Linked DNA regions of Homo sapiens: regions 2, 3 and 4 are each linked to region 1. A link is a contact called in ENCODE Hi-C or POLR2A ChIA-PET data. All regions are on one chromosome and are shown on one strand. The core of a region is the stretch at or near the end of the contact, and the rest is flanking DNA. Distances in the headings are between cores, read along the strand shown.

What was found. A loop is a pair of places that touch in the nucleus more often than their neighbours do. ChIA-PET counts read pairs that join two places held with the same protein, here RNA polymerase II (POLR2A). Pooled maps may share reads with other maps.
Region 2: a map with no recorded cell type shows a loop between it and region 1 (6-fold over the local background). The contact joins two enhancer-like sites. A Hi-C loop is called at or near these places in 15 of 37 single-sample maps with no recorded cell type and 9 of 50 pooled maps. POLR2A ChIA-PET finds 5 or more read pairs at or near these places in 3 of 52 experiments (MCF 10A, activated T-cell and common myeloid progenitor, CD34-positive).
Region 3: a map with no recorded cell type shows a loop between it and region 1 (6-fold over the local background). The contact joins two enhancer-like sites. A Hi-C loop is called at or near these places in 3 of 37 single-sample maps with no recorded cell type and 8 of 50 pooled maps. POLR2A ChIA-PET finds 5 or more read pairs at or near these places in 2 of 52 experiments (Caco-2 and activated T-cell).
Region 4: a map with no recorded cell type shows a loop between it and region 1 (3-fold over the local background). The contact joins the promoter of RFESD here to the enhancer-like site in region 1. A Hi-C loop is called at or near these places in 8 of 37 single-sample maps with no recorded cell type and 4 of 50 pooled maps. POLR2A ChIA-PET finds 5 or more read pairs at or near these places in 4 of 52 experiments (GM12878, K562, PC-9 and 1 more).

The regions. Positions count from the first base shown.
Region 1 is chr5:95,922,777-95,928,158 of GRCh38, forward strand. All of the region lies in intron 2 of ELL2 (elongation factor for RNA polymerase II 2), which reads right to left. Among named protein-coding and RNA genes, the nearest start is that of ELL2, 36 kb to the right of the region's middle. RefSeq lists enhancers at 1,328-1,467, 1,949-2,243 and a silencer at 5,082-5,131. Within about 2 kb of position 2,120, at least 6 of the 41 ENCODE cell types and tissues checked have a DNase peak (open chromatin) inside an H3K27ac peak, as active enhancers do; they include GM12878, where a contact is called at or near this core.
Region 2 is chr5:96,336,094-96,341,475 of GRCh38, forward strand. All of the region lies in intron 3 of LOC101929710 (a long non-coding RNA gene), which reads left to right. The region is part of intron 1 of LOC107986365 (a long non-coding RNA gene); the gene reads left to right. It also overlaps a transcript of CAST not described here. Among named protein-coding and RNA genes, the nearest start is that of PCSK1, 94 kb to the right of the region's middle. Within about 2 kb of position 2,683, at least 14 of the 41 ENCODE cell types and tissues checked have a DNase peak (open chromatin) inside an H3K27ac peak, as active enhancers do.
Region 3 is chr5:96,278,303-96,283,684 of GRCh38, forward strand. The region is part of intron 1 of LOC101929710 (a long non-coding RNA gene); the gene reads left to right. It also overlaps a transcript of CAST not described here. Among named protein-coding and RNA genes, the nearest start is that of PCSK1, 150 kb to the right of the region's middle. RefSeq lists an enhancer at 1,997-2,046. Within about 2 kb of position 1,974, at least 2 of the 41 ENCODE cell types and tissues checked have a DNase peak (open chromatin) inside an H3K27ac peak, as active enhancers do.
Region 4 is chr5:95,644,134-95,649,515 of GRCh38, forward strand. RFESD (Rieske Fe-S domain containing) reads left to right here and starts at 2,644. Exons shown (of 6, transcript NM_001131066.2): 1 at 2,644-2,684.

The sequences.
Region 1 (5,382 bases), core at 870-3,369:
ATGACTAGAATAGAATCAGCTTAAAAAGAAACAAAGTTTTTAAAAAATCATAATCCATGCTATGTACTCACCAAAGTGTTTTGAAATTTGTGTTACACATAGATTAAAACAGTGGTTCTTAACAAGGGGCAATTTTGTCCCCCAGAGGACATTTGGTCTGGGAGGGTGCTATTGGCATGTAGTGGGAGGCCAGAGATACTGCCAAACACCCTACACTGCACAGGACATTCCCTCCAATTACGCAGTACAAAATATCAGTAGGGCCAAGGCTGATAAATTTTGGATTATAAACAGAAATAGGTCATCCCCTTAGAAAAGAAATCAGAGGCTGGGTGTGGTGACTTACACTTGTTATCCCAGCACTTTGGGAGGCTGAGGTGGGAGGATCACTTGAGCCTGGGAGTTCGAGACCAGCCCGGGCAACACAATGAGACCCTGTGTCTATAAAAATAAAAAATAAAGTGAAAAAAAAAAAAGAAATACAGAGTAACTTATCTGCAGAGTGCTTTCAATCCCTACCATTTTTCCTTGTTCTTATCATATGCCACACACAATGATAAGATTCTCAGACTGCTAAAGATCAGTAACAAACCACCTCTGTCCTCACCTCTGATAGCAGAACTTCTCAACAGTCTCTCCTACCTGCGTGTAACACTATGGGTATATTTGAGCAGTACGCAGACACGGCAGGGGCAGGCATCAGGGCAAATAGTGTTCACTTTGGGACCAAAGGGTGACTCTTGATGCACGTCATGAGTTTCTTTGCAGCTATGGAGCTGAAGTGGAGCTTAGAGGTTAGGGAACAAAGGGACATGGAGCCCAGGCCAATCAGAGTTCTACATTGCCTTTTCTTGGTAGTTTCAGAGCAGCATCAATGCAGATGGTATGGTCTGAGCTAAGCCCAGGCCAATCAGAGTTCTACATTGCCTTTTCTTGGTAGTTTCAGAGCAGCATCAATGCAGATGGTATGGTCTGAGCTAATCTGAAGCTTTTCAAGAGCAAGATGTTTTCAGGCAAATTTTACATCCTTAAAATTTCAAAAGGGTTTGTAGACTTAGTGCATCTAATTTCTTGAAGATGTATTAATTAGACACAAAGTTAATTGTATCAATATCCAAGTATACTCTTAAGAATGAAATGGGTATATAAGGTAGCACTTATGTTTATGGCTGGTAAGGCTGTGTAACAATTTGGCCAATGGACAGGAAAGCAGGAGACTTATTGGAAAGAGCAGGTAATATATGACAATTAGGGCAGGTTGGTGAGAGGGAAGCTTTAGAACTAAACTATGGCAACTTCAGAGCAGACCAGAACCTGTGGGACTGTTGAAGGCCAGAGCTAGGGTGGGTCTGAGACCTTGTCTAATCTAGAGCCATTCAGGCAGAGTTTCAGAGGAACCTGTGGATATGCGTCAGTCCCCTCTGATATGCAGGAGCCTATTCCATTGTGTATCTACACAGTTCTTTTTTCCAAAATGGTTATAAAGCATTTTCTTAAAAACTAGCCTTCAGGTTCATGAAATACGAGGAGGAGGAAGTGAAAATGTACTGACTGCTACTGGTAGACCTAGGGTCAGCTTTGAGGACTGAGGTAACCACCACAGGAAATAAGTTTTGAGGTCTGATTTTGAAACAATATTGGAAGACCATTCCTTTGTGAGATAGAAACTTCTCCATTTTAATTTTAGTATTTTAAGCTTTTCCTACAGGTCAGTTGGGAATAATTTTTATTTAGGGACTCACAATCTTGAATTTTTAGCTAAATGCCTTAAGAATAAAATATTATTTAAAAAGTATTAAAATGCTGTGATTCCAAACAGTTTCTTGTTCAAGATGAAGAATATAAAAATATACCACCATGTCTCGGCAACTGGAAAAGCAGATTTTAATTTTCATTCCAAAAATGAGAGACTGAAAATCAAAGGCTTAGGACCACAATCCACAACCCTCCTCCCAACCTCCTGTCTGTCTTTGATAAAAAGCTACAAAGAAAAAGTTTCAGGAAACTTTCAGACATTTATAATTAGCATAAACACTGTATACCAAGATGTGTAAGTCAAAACGTCTAATTACTCTGGGATACAAGCTCAGGCATGTGGCAACAGAATACTGCCTGAAAGGTCATTTCAACATCAAGTCACGGACGTCCTATTTACATAAGGATCTAGGGCAGAAGCACAATGTGCACACTGCTGCAACTTTCTCATATGTGAATGCTAACATCTGCTGAAAAGCTGTTGGTACCTTTACTGCAGGTTTCCTGTCCTTGAGTCAAATACTTTCTACTCAATATTGGATTGAGGTATACATTAGATTAAAAATAGAACCAGCAAGGGTTTTCTTCATTTATTTAAGTGTTTTGTTCTTCTGTGGGATTACAAATCATTCAAACTTACAGAATTCTTGTTTGACAGACACCTTTTCTGATAAGGTGATTGTAAATGCTCAGTGAACCAGCAGTACCATGGTTTGACATGACAATTCCTGGTGTTAAAGTGGACTCATATAGCTGAGCGGGCCAAGATCATCTATAATTTCTTTTTTATAGATTAGGGACAATGAGGCTTAGTGATTTGTTCAAGTTAGAGTCATACTTAGATTGACAACCCCTGTACTACAAATCCGAGCCTGCTCCATGGCTGTCTGAAACACTCATTACCTTGTAATACTAACATATTATGTTTATAGTCTTTCTCCCTTCACTAGAATATAAGCTCTGCAAGGACAGAGGCTTTTGTCTGTTGTGTTCCCTGAATATATTGTCAGCACCTCAAGTGGTGCGTGGCACAAAGTAGTCACTCAATGCATATTTGTTAAATGAAAAGGTGGATTAATGCCTGAGCCAGGCCTAGAACTGAAGTGTTTGCTTTCTTTCCACCAGCATTTCTGAAGCATGCTGAAAAGTTTCCTTATGTGAAAGAGGGGTTCTTTCCTCAAATAAATTTAGGAAATGCCAAGTTAAACAAAATAACTTTCTTTGCTGTGGGTCTTTTCATACTGAATAGTTTCCCAATTTGTATGGCCTCAGAACCCACCTCCCCTCCGGCATCCCAGGAAGCCAGTCCATCTCTTAATTTTATCTAAAATCTATTATTTGACTATATATAGACTATATATTAGCTTAGATACAAACTTACTGCAAACATTTAAACATTAGAATTCTCTGTTGTTCTCAAATTATTTCTAGACTCTTGATTCTGTGACTTCCTTAAAATCTAGAAAATATACTTTAAGCTAGAGAAATATATTTGCATGTACTATTCAGGCTCCACAGTTTAGGGACAGAATAGTCTAGAATCAGAACAGAAAATAGAAACCTCAACCTGAAAGCCACATGTGCTATTTTTTAAACTAGACCTGCAGTTATGACTTTAGGCCCAAACATTATGGGTTGAGGGGAGAAAAAAAAAAAAGCCTCTCACATCAGCCCAGATGTGCAAACCAATGCTGAAGGGTGGAGGAGTAGGAAGGGGAGGGTAGCCTTCACTGGCAATAGAAAAAGTTAAGTATTAGAGAAATCAATAAGAGCTAAATATTCCTACTGACAGGGAAGGGCAGAGGGTAGAGAGGATCCAACACATATTAGAGCCGTCTGAAATTTCCATATGATAGCTATTTTACTGAAGAGAGTAGTGCAAAATGCCAAATTTTTCTAGCACAAAGAGAAATATTGGCAGTTATCCCCAAAATTCAGGTCATATAACAATAATTCAGGAATTATAATTAATAAATAATTCAGGAAAAATAAGTCCATTTATTTCCTTCCATTGTTCCTCTTTAGCAAGATGTATATTAAGCAAGGAAAAAGTAAGGTGAAATTGCTTTCCCTGTTATTTTTCACATGGTTCCCCTGGATCCAGTATTAAAATTTCTAGTTCTGGATTAAAGAGTATAGCAGCCTAATACTGAGATTTCCTATTTCTCTTATTTCTGTAGGATACAGTCTTATTAGAAAAATAATTCCTGAGAACTGCATTCTCATCCCTAATGTATTCTTTTAAATTTATGACCATTTTGGAGAAAATATCATCGACGGCAACATTTCAAAACCAATTTTAATTACAAATACACAATAACATCGATGGAAGTAAAGTACTAATTTTTAAAAATAAAATACACCCAATACACTCAGTTGCTATATAACTGAAATTACAAAAAACTACCTTGAGTAATTTTTGGCTCTCTTAATATGGCTTCTCTATTAATATGAAATTAGCCTTCTAAATGTTAGTGTTTCTGGTAAGATGACATGGATTAATTGATTCTTTCATTTAATTCACTTATTCCACACATATTAACTGAGTACTACTGTGCTAGGCACTGTTTAGGTTTCTATGACATAGTAGTGAATAAAACTGACAAAGATTCCTGCCATTGTGGCACATATGTATGAAAGTCCAGGAACGAGATAATGATGCCTAGGACCAGGACAGGGAGAAATGGATGGATCTGGGATGTATTTTGCAGGTACAGGCAGCAGGATTCCTAGACATACTAAATATAAGGAATGAAGGGGAGAAATCAAGGATGACTCCAGGGTATTTTGCCTGGAAGAATGGAATTGTTTCAGTATGTGTATGTGTATATATAGACATACACACACACACGTGTGTATATATAGACATACACACACGTGTGTATATAGACATACACACACACGTGTGTATATAGACATACACACACACGTGTGTATATAGACATACACACACGTGTGTATATAGACATACACACACGTGTGTATATAGACATACACACACGTGTGTATATAGACATACACACACACGTGTGTATATAGACATACACACACACGTGTGTATATAGACATACACACACACGTGTGTATATAGACATACACACACACGTGTGTATATAGACATACACACACACGTGTGTATATAGACATACACACACACGTGTGTATATAGACATACACACACACATATGTGTGTATATAGACATACACACACACATATGTGTGTATATAGACATACACACACACATATGTGTGTATATAGACATACACACACACATATGTGTGTATATAGACATACACACACACATATGTGTGTATATTTTACTTTGAATGTGATAATGAGCACCTTAATGTAAATGAATCCATTAACTGGTTAAGTGTACTTCTTATTTTTAAATACTGTACAACTGACCAGTGTTGGTTTCGTCAGCTAAAAAGGGGCTTCAAAGGGAGTTTTCTTATGATTCATTTTTGTAGCTTCATGGCTAAAAAGTATTTAGAAGAACACAGGTGTCTGAGTGTGTGTTGTTTGGTAGTTGGGTATTTCCAGGAAAAAAGGGGTGATGACAGTTACTGGCAGGGGAAAGATGGAAATAGCAGATTAGTACTAGAGATACTGCATCAGGGAAA
Region 2 (5,382 bases), core at 1,433-3,932, 410 kb after region 1:
GCTAAAGTCATTCTGAATCTACACAAGGAAATTCAACCTCCTTTCCTGGGGCTGTCCCTTGTCTATCTCTTAAACCTTAGCTCCTACCACCCGCTGCCCCCTATTTTGACTCCAACTCTCAACCGGCAGTAGTTCTCTGCAAGTCTTCTGTTCTCTTTCTGTTCTTTACTTGCACATTTACCAATAAATATGTTTTACTCCAGTGTATTAGGTTAGTATTATAAGGGAAGTTTCAAGTTCATTTCATATTAAACATTAGAGCCTTCATGCTTAGGGAGAGAGGGAAAAAGAGAAAAAACCCATAGCTAAATACATAGTTAAGTCGCGTTCTTCTCCAACGCAGCCAAAAATTGGACTGGGCCTGAGATATTTGTGTGCCCTGTTTGATTGAAAGCTGTTAGAAAGTATGCCAAACATTTTAGATTTTTCGCTCCCAGAGTTCTTGTAAACCCGGCAGAACTTGTCTGTTATGAAGAGTGGACTGCCCTCTAGAGGTTCCCATTGGAAGGAGCACATCAAACCCACAGTGTTAAGGCATTCTGCAGTTTCTTGTGAGGTTTTGCTGTAGACATTTACTATTACTGTTCTTTGTCCCCAAAATGCTTTTCCAGATGTCTAATTCTGAGTCACACATTTTTAATTTACTTTGGGAATAGAGATTTGGGGTAAAGCATGTGATGGACCTCAAAACACTCAATTTGGAGTCAGGAGATGTGACTTTTAGTCCCGGTTCTTCCTTTAATATCTGAGGACTTAGATTTCATGTCTGTTAATCAAGTAGTAGAAGATCACACTTCAAAACTGTGAATCACCAGAAAGTATGTTTTAGGAGTAAAACTGGGAAGAGTTTCATTAATTCAGTAAATATTTAATATGGAAGACCCTGGGGTAAGAGCTGTTTTGCAGAAGCTAGGAGTTTACGTTTGATCTTTACAATGTTAGATGAAACATATTTGAAAAAAAGACACTTGGAAAACATTTGGGCTTGCAATTTAAATGGATGAATTTAACCCTGATATCATAGAACCCTGAAAGCGAAACTGAGCTAAAACAAAGTAAAACTTACTCTGATTCCAAGGGTCTCTTCTGACATGAGAGTGGAAATGAATCACACAACCACACACACACACCCATAGACACCCTAATATGCCATTAAGCTCTGACCCAAACCCCTTTTAGCCTGGTTTCCCCTTTTCTATTTTCAATCAAGAGAGAAAAAAAAGGAAGTCTTTCATTTAATGGTAAGAACCAACTATGGTCTCTGTATGCTCATATAATACTAAAGAATTATAGGTAAAATTATATTTTATGTACTTTATTATGGTACTATGTCAATTGACATTGAACTTCATAGTACACTGAAGAAAGGGAAAAAATATTAGGACACCATTTATGTCCGTAGTAACACTGGAAGTAAGATGCCGCAAAGCTCAGGACACAGTAGCTAGGAAACAAGACGTCTGAATTCCTGTGATTCCACACATGTTTGGAGGGATCTGGGGACACCAGCTGGATCTTCTGTAATGCAGGTAGCCACATCTGTGCACCATGGTTATGATGCTCACTTCTGTGGAGTTCAATGTTAATGTCCTCTTTGGCATCTACCTCCTCCAAGTTCAAAGCTGGACTGCTGTGCTGGGAATCCAGCAACCTGAACCTTTTTCTTCATTACAAATCTGGACATCTTTGGACTTGATTTCTGACATCAAATCAATGGTTTTACTTCTCTCTTCATTAGTTTACTGTCTGTCTTTACAAAGTCCTCTGGGCATTAGCAAAGACATGAACCTAACAGAATACCTCTAACATTTTGAACACATATAAAACATTAGTACTTGAAATTTTTCCTTATGTTTCTATAGCTAAGGAAAACTTTTAATTTTTTTTTTCTGTCTTAGCCTACTCTATCCAGCATTCCTTGCTGGAGGCACAGCTAGGATGAAAGCTTTGGAATGAGAAATGAAAGGAGTAAATAGACTTGACTTTACTAACAGTGTCCATGTTTTTATTCCTGAAAGTTATGACACAACAATTGTTAGACCATAATCATTAAGAAGTTCTGTCATCATCTTCTGTTAGGTTGAAACGTTCAACAAACAAAACAACAAACCTATTTTTATTCTGCTTTCATATTTCAAATGCATTTATGCACTTCAAATTTCAGTTTCAAATATTCTTGAGAGTTTCAAAAACTCTGCATCGTTTTTTGACTTATGACTTAATGCTATATGCTGCCTTATGCTGTTTTACTTCTGCTTTCTTCATACTTTGCTTCATTTATTATCCTATTCTTTCCTTCCTTCTTCCTTTGTAATCCTTGTTTATGGTATTATTAGAACTTGTAAATTTCTGTAGGTAGTGGTTACAATATAGGTAACTCACAAGGCCTAAACAGGTATATTTAGATAATAGAAAGTATTGAACTCTGAGTCTGGAGTGGGAAAAGTTGATCACATCACTTCTCCCCCCAAACAACTTTGCTCTGAGATTTAGTCTAAAGAGATTCACTTTTCAATAAGTAGAAATGTGATTTGGTGGATAGCTTGCTGCTCATTCCAAAGTATATTATATTTCTCTTTCTGGAAGCGAACCCCTGGGAAGAGGGTGCTTGGTGAGCTCTGGATGCCGTGCCCAGAGGCCAGGGGTTTTTGGAAATGCCGCAGAACATCCTGTTCCTGGGAGCCCTTCTGCCTGGTTGTTTGTGCTCTAGAGACTTGGCTCCTGGTGTTCTTGCTCAGACCTTTGGACTTTGGCAAGGCTACTTCTCATGTTTCTGTCTTCCTCTGTGTGCCATTCTGGCTCTGTAGATGGTTTGGTTTTTTGTGTTGTGACAGTGGAGGCTGCTTGGAGTGCACTGCCAGGCATTGGCTCATGGGCACTCTGCTCCATTTCAGTAACAGCAACAGAACTTGGATTTGACTGGGAAATAATAACCATTACTGGAAGAAAAAAGTAGCAAAACATATTTCCTAATATGTGCTAACATAATGAGGGGCCAGGTCTCCAGCTTTACGGGTGATTATTATAGTTTTTGATTGTTGCCAGTTACCAACACTAAGTACTTTAGCTGTGCAACTTGATTTGAACAGCATTGCCAGAAGAGCACCATCAAAGGCTTTTGATAACATGCTACCAAGAAAATATGTGACACCAAGATAACATACGACCCCAAGAAACTTATTTAATCTTCTTGGTGCATCTATAAAAATAGAACCAAGTAGAAAAACAGTATAAAAAGCAAAACGTTTCTCACTGGGGTTTTGTGAAGGATACCAACTAGCCCTCATGAAGTATTGTGAGTTTCCTGGAAGGAAGGCCTTTTGTAAGTTCAAGTTATTGCCATTCACTAATTATTGGTCATAACATTGCACATGATAGATGGGAAATGGAAGAGTGGGAGAATTAAGTGATTAAGCTAAAATCACACAGTGAGCTGGGGGAAAACCCAAAAGTGCAAAGAGATCTAAATTTGTTTCATTGGAAGAACACAGTTATATCTGGACAAAGCCCCAGAGTTTAAGTGACAAGGACACCTAACATAAAACTTGAAGTCATAGGCATGTAGCCAAATAATACAAATATCCTTGTTAAATGCAAGTGTATCCATACCAGTTATGGATACACTTGTCCTTGGAGGAGAGCTAAGGTGAGTCCTGCTGAGGACAGGAACTCTTCTGTGTTTGATTTGCAGGTAGAGCGAGTAGTTGACCCTCTGAGCCCAAAGCTGCAGAGAACACAGTAAACCTAGTAAACTGAGTGTGGCTATCTCCCCAGGGTGGCCCTCTGAGAATCCCTCCTAGGTTCCTGAGAGAGACAGGTAGACAGGCTATAGGTGGAAAGAGACAAAGTGCCTTGAGCTCTGTGGGTTAGGATCCTATCTTCAACCCCTAGACACTTAAAAGTCTTGCCTGAACTCATGGCCTTTCAATGAGGAAAGCATCACAGAAAGACTTTATGGTAATCGGACAGGAAACAATGACTGGGCAAAATTTTTTAAGCAGTCAGTATTAAGAGAAAGAAGGAAAGCCATGTCTTTGCTATTTACCTCAAGGTTATATTTTGCAGCATCTAATGCCAACTATTAAACAAGGATACACTCTTATCTAATTTGCGCTGTTGTCTTCCCAGGATCTGGAACATTTTCTGCGGGAGTCCACCTTTATCTCTAGAAGCCTCTGGCAAACTGTTTCATTTCAGCTCAGGTCCTTTTGTAGAAAGAACTTGATGCTGAAAGCAGCTCGCCCCTTCTGCCCTCAACCCCCACTCTCCCCCTACCCTCCCCACCATGGTTAACTTGTTTTTCATCTTTGTTCTGAGTTGCTTTGGCTGATTCAATTTTTATTTCCGTTTTTAATGAGTTAGTAATTCAGTGATCTTGGCTTTGAATCTTTGGAACTGTGGGTTTTTAGTAAGGATTGAATCAGCTTGTTGGCTCCTAATAGACTCTGAAATCCAGTAATATTCGTGATGTGTTTGTTCACTCCGTTGACTGCCAGGTCCCGGTAGGAGCAATGGCCAACAGAGAAGAATCGAGGTAAATCCTCCTTTGTTGCCTAAGAGCTGTTGTTGTTTACCCCAGTTTATAACCTCTTCACACTGAAGCATCACCCTTCAAAGGAGGATGTTGCTTCCCACTTTGATTATCATTTACTTGACTTTACAAGAAACTTTCACATCTTCCAAAACAGTAAGCTGTAAGATTTGCTCCAAGCTCTACGCAGTATATACTATGACTATTTTCCATTTAGAAATTAACTTACATTACAGCTGTAAGTCTATATACTGAACTTATGATGCTCGTTACTAAATGAATGATAATGGACATGAAATAGTCTGTAATTCATAGTCAAAATCTACCATTGCTATGTTTGTCTAAGGAAGCTTCAGTGAGTATACTTCAGATGCATATGAAGTTAGAAAAACAGTTAACAGAAATAGTTCAGTAGAGAAATCCTGATCCTAGGACTAATAAAACTAGATTTTCTTAAATCCAAATGCCTGTGAGATTCTATGCAGAAGGATAATTTGTATCCAGCATGTAAATAATCATGATTCTCAGAAGGAATTATTTGCACTTTAATTGCTCTTAGTAATGGAGAGTTGTGTCTTCTTATTTGTCCCCTTGTCATTAGAAAGTATCACTTACCATACATTTAATTCAAGTTTTCATCTTAAAAAATGTTACTCTAGAAATCTTGATCACAATCTCCTTTCATTCCTGCCCACTCCCATCCCCCCACCCTCCACCCCACCCCTCCACCCTGCTTGGTTTTGGTTTGTTGTTTTGTTTTTTACAAATCAGTGTATAACTCACTAAGGCTCAAGATACTATGTTTGAAACCTGAAAGCCAGCCTGAAGGTCAAATTCGAAATAACAATTTT
Region 3 (5,382 bases), core at 724-3,223, 360 kb after region 1:
CAGTCTTTGATGTGTGTGTGTGGTGAGGGGGTCAAGATTTACCAGGCAGGATGGTACCTGCCAGCTAATGGCAGTTCTGAGAGAACACTCCGGAAACCATGCCTAGGTAATCTTCACAGCAACTGAGAGATGGGTGTACCTGCCTGGTAAATGGAATGGGGAATGGGGTGGAGAACATGGTAGCTTCTGCCACACTGGTTCATACATGCAGCTGGAATTTCTAGTATCTGAATTAAGGATTATATTTTACAACTTAAAGTGATCATAGGATTTTGTATATCCTAGGTATGCTTAGAAAAAGCATGGGATTGCTTATTTCCATCCAGGGGAAGAGGAAGATGTCCCCTGCCTACGAAAGACAGCAGAAGATAGAAAACAAAAGCAAAATGGCTTTTTGTGATTACACCTCTTGAGTCCTGCATGCTCAATATACCACTTGTGTATACACACACACATGCATATACACATACACTGTGCATGTATGCACATGCATTCATATTTCATCATGTATCATGCCACACACATGCAGTTACATGCATGTATATATACATATGCATAAATACATGCATCCACATATTTCATCTACTATCTCTCATCATATCCTATAGCTTAAAAAATGTTGTAGTCTTATAATGACCATATAAGCAGCCACTGTTAGCACCATTATGTATAAACATTAAAATCTGTACAGCTATTAATGCTATATCAGAAGGATGGATGATACTCATATTTTCTTGTCAGCATTCTATTTCTTTGAATTAGAGAAAGCTGAAAAGAGAGTATTTCTTTTTCTGCCAAATATCTGGAAACACTTGGTCTCTCGGGTGGACTTCCAGCCAAATGAGGATCTCTGCAGGAATGGAAGAAATCACACACTCTGCTCCAGGAGCCTCTGTTTGCCAGGTCACATTGCTTTACTCTGGATTTCTACCATTTGATCGAAGGTCAGTCCAGAGACTTGAGGCCCACTGTGGTGCTGCAGATGGCCCAGTCTTGCCAGGGAAATGTGTCCCCTTGTGTTTTTGCCAGCTGCGGATCTGAAGATGAGATGTTTGCATCTCTAACACCTCACTTTTTGTGCCAAACCAGGCCTGCACTGCAAGGAATCCCCCTGCCAATTTTCCTTTATTAAAAAGATACTCCTTTCCATGCCCAAGAATAATATTATGGAAAAGGATAACCATTTAGCTATGTTTGACCATGGTCCTAAGGAATTCAGCAGGATCCCACAGAATTCCAAACAACGTATTTTTTAATTCACAAGCAAAGGATGAAAGGCACATTAATAGACATGATAAGAACAGAAGATGGGTAATTCTTCTAGAAGGCTTTACAGTGTCACTAGAGCACCATGTATCAATGTTCTGATTAATGTTCTTATACCACAGCTATACATGGTATACTTGCATTATATTTTGAGTAATAATAAAATATGCTTCTTGAGAAGTTATAAAAACTGAGCTGACCATTAAGGATTTGGCATCTTATTTTGCTGTATGGGAAGACATTTAGCATGTGGTTTCACACCCAGCCTGTAGGAGTTCATCCAAGTTCAGTGGTCCTAGACACAGTCAACATCCTCTTCTTTTAGAGTTCAGATAGCCCCACTAACATTCAGAATCTCCAAGCACACACTGCACCATTTTTTTAAAGCACATCCTTTAGCGCCAGACAACAGGCAAACACTAATGAAGTTCCAGGTAGAGGCATGTTTATTTGTTTTCTGTGGTTCAGAAACCATTTCCGTTTGCTTGAATAACACATTGTCTAAAAGCAATTTCCTTTCTGTCTCCATGGCTCCTTGAAATGGTAAATTATTAAAATAATCAGGCCTACTGGTGCCATAATGAACAAGAGGTGATCTCGTATTGGAGGCACTAAGCAGAGAAAAAGATTTTTTAAATTACCGTAAATTCATTCTCTGGTACTCAACGTTGTGGTTTTTGTTGCTGTTTGGTAGTTCCTAATTCCACTCCCCCAGTCCCCACACACACACTCCTTGGTTCCAATATTGCATTATAAAGATGATTCATATTAGGATAAAGTTTTGTCTCTCAGCCTACATCACTTCTCAGGACAGGTAATGAGTAAGAAGAGAACAATGAAATGACTAACAATGAAGTAGAATTCACAAACAAAACTGAATGAAGTTGCTTGAAAAGAAAATTTTGCTTATAGGTAAGTCTCTGTACGGAGAGAGCCAATGCATCCAGATTCAACTGCTAATCAGAAAATCTGGGTTTTGGCCCCTGCTCTGACACCAACATGACTTTGGGTAAGACCCATACCCACACTAAGCCTCAGTTTCCACTTCTGTAAAATGGTAACACTAGTTACTCACTTTGCTTATTTAAGTATCAAATGAGATAATGTATGTGAAAATACTTCATGAACTATGAACCACTTTACTAATATAAAATACCAGTAGAACAGAACATGTGTTAAAGGTAGAGGTAAGATTTTTTTTTTTTTCTTAACTGTTGTCCTTTTGTATGTATTCACACTAACACTAAGCCCCTGTTACCTCAATTCCTACTCCTAACTGGTCTCTGCGATTCCATTCCACCCTTCAAAATCCTTTCAGTCCCTCCTGTACTTTGAAGCCAGGTGAATCTTCCTGAATTATTAATTTCCAGGGAAATGTCTTGCAAGCCTGTGGAGCTCCATGTGGTGTTTAAAATAATAGAAACAATATGCCCATGGCAAAGGAATAATGTGGATGATAATGTAATCCAGATGTCAGTTTAGACCTCTCTGTCTCTTGAGAATCTGGAGATATCAAGATACATTGATTCTGACTCCCAATTCTAGAGCCCATAATTGGTCAAAATAATGTCATATGCATTATTGAGAGCAATACTTCCTCATGGTTGCTGATTCATCTGGACTTTTATTGTTGTTGTTGCAAATGACAGAAACTCAAGTTTTAACATCCTAAGCAACAAGTAAATAGGCTGGCTTATTTAACTGAAAAACTCAAAAGGTAGCATGACTTTAGGCGTGACTAGATCCGGTGACTCAAATTATATTAACAGAATTCTTTTTGTTTTTGCTCTGCCTTTCTCTGAGTTGTCTTCATGCTCAGGCAGTGTCTCTGTGTGTGGTGAACAGTTGATGAAGGCAATGAATTAACCAAGATTAATCAGCAGTTAATTACAGCTGCAAGTAACAGGAAAAATGCTAAGTGGCTTAAACAAGATAGTTTATTTCTCTCTCACATAAGGGTCTAGTTGTAAGCAATTCACGGCAAGTAAGACAATTATGTCCCCCAGAAGACTTCAGCTGCTTATCATTACAGTTTTCTGCCTTGCCATCCCTGGTTCACAATGGAGCTCCGGCCATGATGTCCATGTCCCAAGCAGCAGATGCGCGAGGAGAGAAGTAATGATGAAGGGTACAAAGCAACTGTTTCTTAAAAAAGGTATCTGAAAGCTCTCACATGACATTTTCACTTACATGGCATTGATGTGGCCATATGTAGCTACATTTTCCAAGGAAGGCTGGAAAATGTAGGCTTTTATTCTACGTATTGTGTAAGACCATTTGCCTAGCTGAAACTTTATTATTGTGAAAAAAAGAGGGAACAGATATTGGAGAACAATTAACATCTTCTGCTAGTAGAAATTCTATTAGCTTTATCAACTCCATGGAGAGAGCATCTTCTCAGGTCCTGTAAAAAACTCCTGGCAACGCTCTTATAGGCTCCACTTGAGTCCTATGTCCATTGTTGAACGATCACTTTCTGGGGTGGTTTGACCAGACCTAGCATGTGCTCACCCCCGTGGTGGTGATGAGGGTAGAGCCGGAAAGGTAACATACGCACCACATGGGATGGATTCCTCCAGGAGAAAAGCTATGTGTGTGTTGGCGGGGTGGGGGTGGGGTGTCTAATACCAGACAAAGGAGGCAGGGAAGCTGGATTGCTATAAATAACAGACGTCCACCACAGCTTCTCTGTCTCCAGCTTCAGCATGAGAACATTCTGTTTTATCCTGTGTCAACTGAGAGGCAAAATTCAGTTCCTTCGCTGAGTGAAAAAAATCTACTTCCGCTATCATTTCTGTACAAAATGGTCAGAGGAACATCTTTCCACATATGTCTAAGTATGACAAAAACCTTAATATTAGCTAGGCAATGAGATGTGAACATTGTATTAATGGAACAAATCCTTGGAGTTGTGCAGTGCATAACCTAAACAACCTTATGAGGCATCCCTGGATACTGTCGTCAGAAATTTTATCCAAGTATCAATCACCAACTGGTATAGCACTAGGAAGGGTTTTTATTTTTTATGACTCTTGTAGGTAAATATTCATAAACACCATAATTTTACCACTTATTGTATTTTAAAACACTTTTAAGTTGTCACCTATTAAAGACTAACAGTGAAAACTCCAACTTTTGTCATTGTGGGGTTATCATAATTTTAAGAATAATTGCTAAATCAGCCATTCTAAAAAAATATGCTGATTTTATCAAGTTAGTGCTTTCCAACCTTGGCTGCAACTTAGAATCACCTGAGGGTTCATAGAAAAAAAATTTGTTGGCCGGGCGCGGTGGCTCACGCTTGTAATCCCAGCACTTTGGGAGGCCGAGGCGGGCGGATCACGAGGTCAGGAGATCGAGACCATCCTGGCTAACACGGTGAAACCCTGTCTCTACTAAAAATACAAAAAAATTAGCCGGGCGTGATGGCGGGCGCCTGTAGTCCCAGCTACTCGGGAGGCTGAGGCAGGAGAATGGCGTGAACCCGGGAGGCGGAGCTTGCAGTGAGCCGAGATTGCGCCACTGCACTCCCACCTGGGCCACAGAGCGAGACTCCGTCTCAAAAAAAAAAAAAAAAGAAAAAAATTTATTACAGGGTATAATCATTGACCAATTAAATCAGAATATCTAGGGGGTAGGGACTGGGCTCCATTTATTTATATAACATAGATTTCATCAGATTGGCTTCTACAAGCAACTGAAATTAACATTGATTGAGGTTTATGTAGGCTAATTGGTCTTCCCTAAATAATATTTATCTAAAATAGAGTATAAGGGGCTTCAAAAGGCTCAAATATAAAGGGGTTCTGTATCTTACATCCAGGCACATACAGGACTAACTTTTCACAGATATTTTGGTCATCTGGAGGTGCAGGAACTCAGATCACTTTCCTGGCCGCAGGCACTTAGACTCTTTCACAAGACGGATCCAAACTCCCTGTCGTTCCTTGATACTTTGATTGGCAAGTCTCATTCTGCTGTTTGAACCTGTGTTTCATCTTTACTGATGAACATTCTTAGCATCATTTCTGTCTGGTCCAGACTAAAGTTCAACACAGCATCCACTGTTGAACAATTGGAAGGAATAACCTGAGTCCAGCCCTGTCCTCGGACACT
Region 4 (5,382 bases), core at 1,394-3,893, 280 kb before region 1:
GTATTTAGAGCCACACTCACTGTCATGTAATCTGAGTTCCAGGGCCTAGTAAGGGCAGTATTATCACCCTTTTCTGGTGTGAAGGAGTAGGAAATCCAGATTGGTGGACACCCTTCAAACTTCCCTGTAGTGAAACTAGCAGCACACAGGTGCCTTCACTAGCAGTCAAGACAGATTGTGGCTTAGGATTGAAGGCAAGTTTTTAACTTCTCTAAGAGGGGAGTCTTGGTGCCTGAAAAGTCTGCCTAGAAACAGCCTGATGCTCACGGCAGAGGGACTAGGCTCACAACTTTCAGTTGAAACCACACATGAAGATATTGAGAGCCAAAATCAGGGGGAAAGCTGGCCACAGGAACCACTAGGTGTCACTAATAGGCCAAAGTTAGAAGCGCGGAAAAGGAAAGGCTAAAAGAACAAATGAAGGAAGGAAAGAAAAGGTAGTACCTGCCCTAAGATGGCCACAGGTGAAACTTAGTGGTAGCATTGCTAACATTGTTCTATTAAAGAAAAAAAAAAGGCAAAATAACAGTAGAAATTATGAACTTTATTCTGAACAATAATGACTTCCAAATAGACTGGATGGGTTCTTGCTGTTACCTAATGTGCATGCCTGTGTGTGAATGGTTTTGTGCATTTGTGTGTGTGTGCACTTGGGAAGTGGAGAAGGGTAGTTTATTCTGACCTCCATTATAGCTTTCCAAACATCACATGACTAACCATATGAATACTTTTGGTAGAGATAAAAGAAAGTTTCTCTTCTTTCATCCTACTTGTGTGTATATGCATGTATAACTACTGAGGTCTTCAGTTTATTCAATATCAAATTTAAGGTCGATGGATCTAAGATGTGTCCTTTTTTAATGCCCAGAATATGACAAAGCAAAAAAGGATTTCTAAAATGGCAAACCTTATTTAATCCTTCGATGACAAGCTGGGGACTACTAACACCTTCCATGTGCCAATAAAATCATTTGGGATGACTAACAGATAATGGAAATTACAATAAATCAAAATATATTTTATATCTTTGATAACTGATACATCAAAACTAGATAGTTAATTTGTGTTTGGGTCAGTGAAAAAAATGGCCAAAAGGGAAATGACCCAATAAAATATTATTGATCACCATAAAACTGTATTGAAGAGAAAAAAAACAGAAGAAACTAGCACTGGAAACAAATTATTCTGAGCTATTCAACTTCTTACATGTTGAGGCTCATTTAAAAAATGGCATTTATATAGCACACTGAGGTAAATGGACAAAGTTCCTGGGTTTCGGCTGCCCCAGTTCATTGGGCCACCCTAGAGCCTGAGATCACTATGTCACCATACTAAATACAAGTTGTAGTGTTCAACCTTGGGTTCACACTGGAATCACTCAGGAAGTTAAAAACATACATTGAATCTGCCCACTCCCTTCCCACCCCAAATAATCTGTGTTTTATTTTGTTGGTCTGGCATACAGACTGGGCATTACGACTTTTCAAAACTCCCAAGCGACTCTAAGGCATAGCCAGGGTTAAGAATCACTGCACTGGAAAGTAGTCAAGGAAATTAAAAACTTAGGCTCATCTAGTTTCCCAGCTCGGAACACAAATATGAGGGTTTTGGTGGTTTTCTTTGTTGTTGTTGTTGTCAATTCAGGGAAGTACAATGAGAAAAAAGCAAAATTGCAAAGTTCATAATATGAAAGTGAAAACTCTCCATCTCCTCCCAAAGCAACCACTATTGTTTCTTTTGATTTTTCGAGAAAAAGTTTATGTACATACCTGCATGTTTGTATTTCAAAAAATAATTGTTTACATTAAAGAGAGGACACCATATATAGTATTCTACGCTTTGCCTTTAATATTCATTACATGATGGGCCTGTCCTTTGAGTATACAGTACACAGCTACGAAGTAATTCACATGTCTGTACTGTTGTGCTGTGTTTTATTGAACCATTCCTCCGTGTTATCACTTCAGCTATTTTCACTACTTCACAGCAATAAACATTTTTTTTTTTTTTGAGATGGAGTTTCGCTCGTGTTGTCCAGGCTGGAGTGCAACGGCGCGATCTCGGCTCACCGCAACCTCTGCCTCCTGGATTCAAAGCGATTCTCCTGCCTCAGCCTCCTGAGTACCTGCGATTACAGGCCTGGGCCACCACGCCCGGCTAATTTTGTATTTTTAGTAGAGATGGGGTTTCTCCATGTTGGTCAGGCTGGTCTCAAACTCCCGACCTCAGGTGATTCGCCCGCCTCGGCCTCCCAAAGTACTGGGATTACAGGCGTGAACCACCGCGCCCGGCCTTAACATCCTTATACATGGGTTACCAGCATCGCGACGACCTTCTGCAAATATTTTTATAGGGTAAATAACTGAATGAAGTCGCTGGGCGCATCTAAAATTTGAATAAATGTAATGAGATCAACAAACAACTAAAAAGTAAACTGATGCTATCCACATTTGTCAAGTACACGAGTATGCCTGCCAGTTTGAAGGTGCTGGCGCGGCGCTGTTGGCCAGAGATCTCTATCAACCAGGGTCATCTGCCGGCAATGCCATAGAGGCGGTCCCGGGGGCGGGCCTTCTTGGGTCACGTGGACGGCCTCGCCCCGCCCCCGTCGAGGCGCCGCGCACGTCTGGAGCTCTGGCTCGTGCAGTAGCGTCACGCGGAGGCGGAGCGAGGACTCGGGGACAGTAAGTTCTGTTCTCGCCGCGCAGGGGGCGGGCTGGCGGGACCAGCTGCTTCCGGCTGGGCTGCGGGCGTGGACTCCTCATTCCGGCTGTGGCCGCGCCGCTGCGGGGCCTGAGGCCCTCTTGGGTTTTGGTTCAGCGTTAGTTAACGGTTAACCCGCCAAGGCGGGCTTCCGCCCAGGCACAGGAGACTCACCGAGCTTGTTCACCTTGAAACTTGGGCCACACCTGAGACCTGCCACCTAAGGGGGGTACGCGGGTCGTTTTTAACAAGCTTTCATGGCATTTGTGCCATGAAAGCTCTAAAGTATAGAAGCTGCTCCAGGGCTTCCGCAGCCCCGGCCGTCCTGGAGATACTCGCCTCCTGGAGTCTGTGTCGAGAATTTGCAGCACCTGGACAGCCACGTGCAGTCTCAGAACTGCAGGCGGTCTTTACCGAAATGTTAAACACAACTTGAAGTTAGGCAGGATAACTGCCAGAGCTGGATGGACCTTAGAGGTGCCAGCTAACGCGCTGTGAGCGTTTTCTGCGGTTAGGCCTGCTCTAAACATTTGACATGTGTTAAAGCATTTATGTGCTTTACCCACACCCCTATGTGGCGGGCCCTTCTTAAAGTAAAAGAAACTGCAGCACAGCGAAGTTAAGCAACTTGCCCCAAATCACGCAGAACTGGGATGCAAACCCAGGTCTAGCTCACTCGTGATCACAATTCAACATCATACGATGGTGCTGATTTCCAGAGCAGCTCTGTGACTTTATATAAAATTATTGGGCAAGCGTTCAATTGTAAACATTCGTGAACATAGCTGTTGCACATTAGCGTTCCTTTTTTTTTTTAATTCAGGACCATCTTTGGTGACAAATATAAATATCAATACTATATATATCACCAATATACATATTTGCTTTGCTAAAAGGTTTCTGTGTCTTCAGGATAGTTTACTTGCAAGCCTCATGTTTTTATAAAAACGTGGGTGCTACCTGAATAAAACTAATGCCTACCCGTTGGCGGTTTTGTGAAGACTAATGAACTATTATATTCAAAGGGTCCAAGCAGTAGGCATTTACTAAAGGACAGCTAGTTTTATCTGTTATTATTCTGCCATTCAGAGAGATACCAAAACTACTCTCTAAGGCATTTCTCTTCCCTGCATGTAAAAGCAAGGGTGTCATACTTGAGATAAGCATTCTGATAATGTGTAGGCAAAGTTTCCACACTTGGTAAAAGCATCTTAGTCATGGTTCAAGACGAGTGACAAGTAAGTACGTTTCACTTCATGTTTCTTTTATCTCCCGTGTCTTGTGGAAATTTGAGTTACACTAAATATTTTTTTAAATTCCACTTGAATTTATTTCCTTTGTTGGAAAGGAATCTAATAGTGACCGAGTATCCATTTAGCTAATTTGTAATTTTATATGGAGTTAGCACCTTTAGAAACCAATTTTAGGGACAGGCCAAAAATTTTTCTCGAAGAGAACATGAAACACAACGACTAAGTTTTTCAGGGGGATGTTTTCAACTAGCCGTCAAACTGTATGAGTTGTTTAATTTTCTGTTTCATTCAGTTAAGATTCTATTATCTTAAAGTAGACTTAAAATCGAAACATATTGGGAGTTTATGAATAGTTCATCAAAATAACGATAATTAAGGTGAACACGTGGGCTTTCCCTATTGTGTGAATGGATCATGATATTCACAATAGTAAGAATAATATGGGTGTTAAATGTAAAAAGTCCTCAAATAGTATAAATAGTACCATTTAAGATACATAGAGGAAACTATTATTTGACATATAAAATTATACTTTTCTAAGCAAAATGCACAGCCATAATCATAGTTCTCTGAAACCTTTATCATTTAGCCCCAGTCTTCTCTGCTCCTTTTTTATCAGTCCCGTAAAAGTTCACCAGTTTGTCGGGTTGGAGGCAAACCTTGCAAAAACTGTAAGTTTGTAGTGACTCAAATTTGAGAAAGACCTGTATTTGGTTCTCATTTATTTGGGAGTTGGGAAAACATAATTAACTTTTGATATTATACTACATCTCTTGTATTTCGTTACTTTTTGATAGTAGTGCTTTTTTTTTTTTTTTTTTTTTTGGCCTGGAGGAAAACAACTATTCATTTATTTCCTCCTTTGGTGCCAAGTTTTGAAATTAGCTGTACAAAATTCTCAAATAGTTAATTCATGACCTATGCACAGGCACATTCTCTGAGGATAGAAAGGGCAATTTTGTTCCATTTTTCTTGGGTTTGGGGTCATTTGCTACATAAATATACATTAGGATACAACTTAAATCTTGAAAAGAATAATTTTAATTATAAGAAAAAAGTAAATACTTTTAGACATTTAAGAAATGTTTATTATCCCCTTGCTTTTCTTGATATATTTACCCTATAGTACATATATCCATGAATAATATACTGTTTGGTTTTGCCACTTTTGTGATAAAAACGGAAACATACTCTGAATTCCTTTTTAAATTTTTCACTTGCAATTATGTTTTTTGAAATTAAGCCAACTTGATGTAGAGATACATTTTTCACTGCTGTACAGCATTCCATTGAATGAACATACACATTTTCCATTCTACTGTTGATGGGTTTTGTGTTGTTTTTGTTTTTTGCTGTTATAACTATTCTTGTGTATGTTTCCTGGTGTACCTGTGTGCATTTCTGTGGCATATACCCAAAGTGGGAT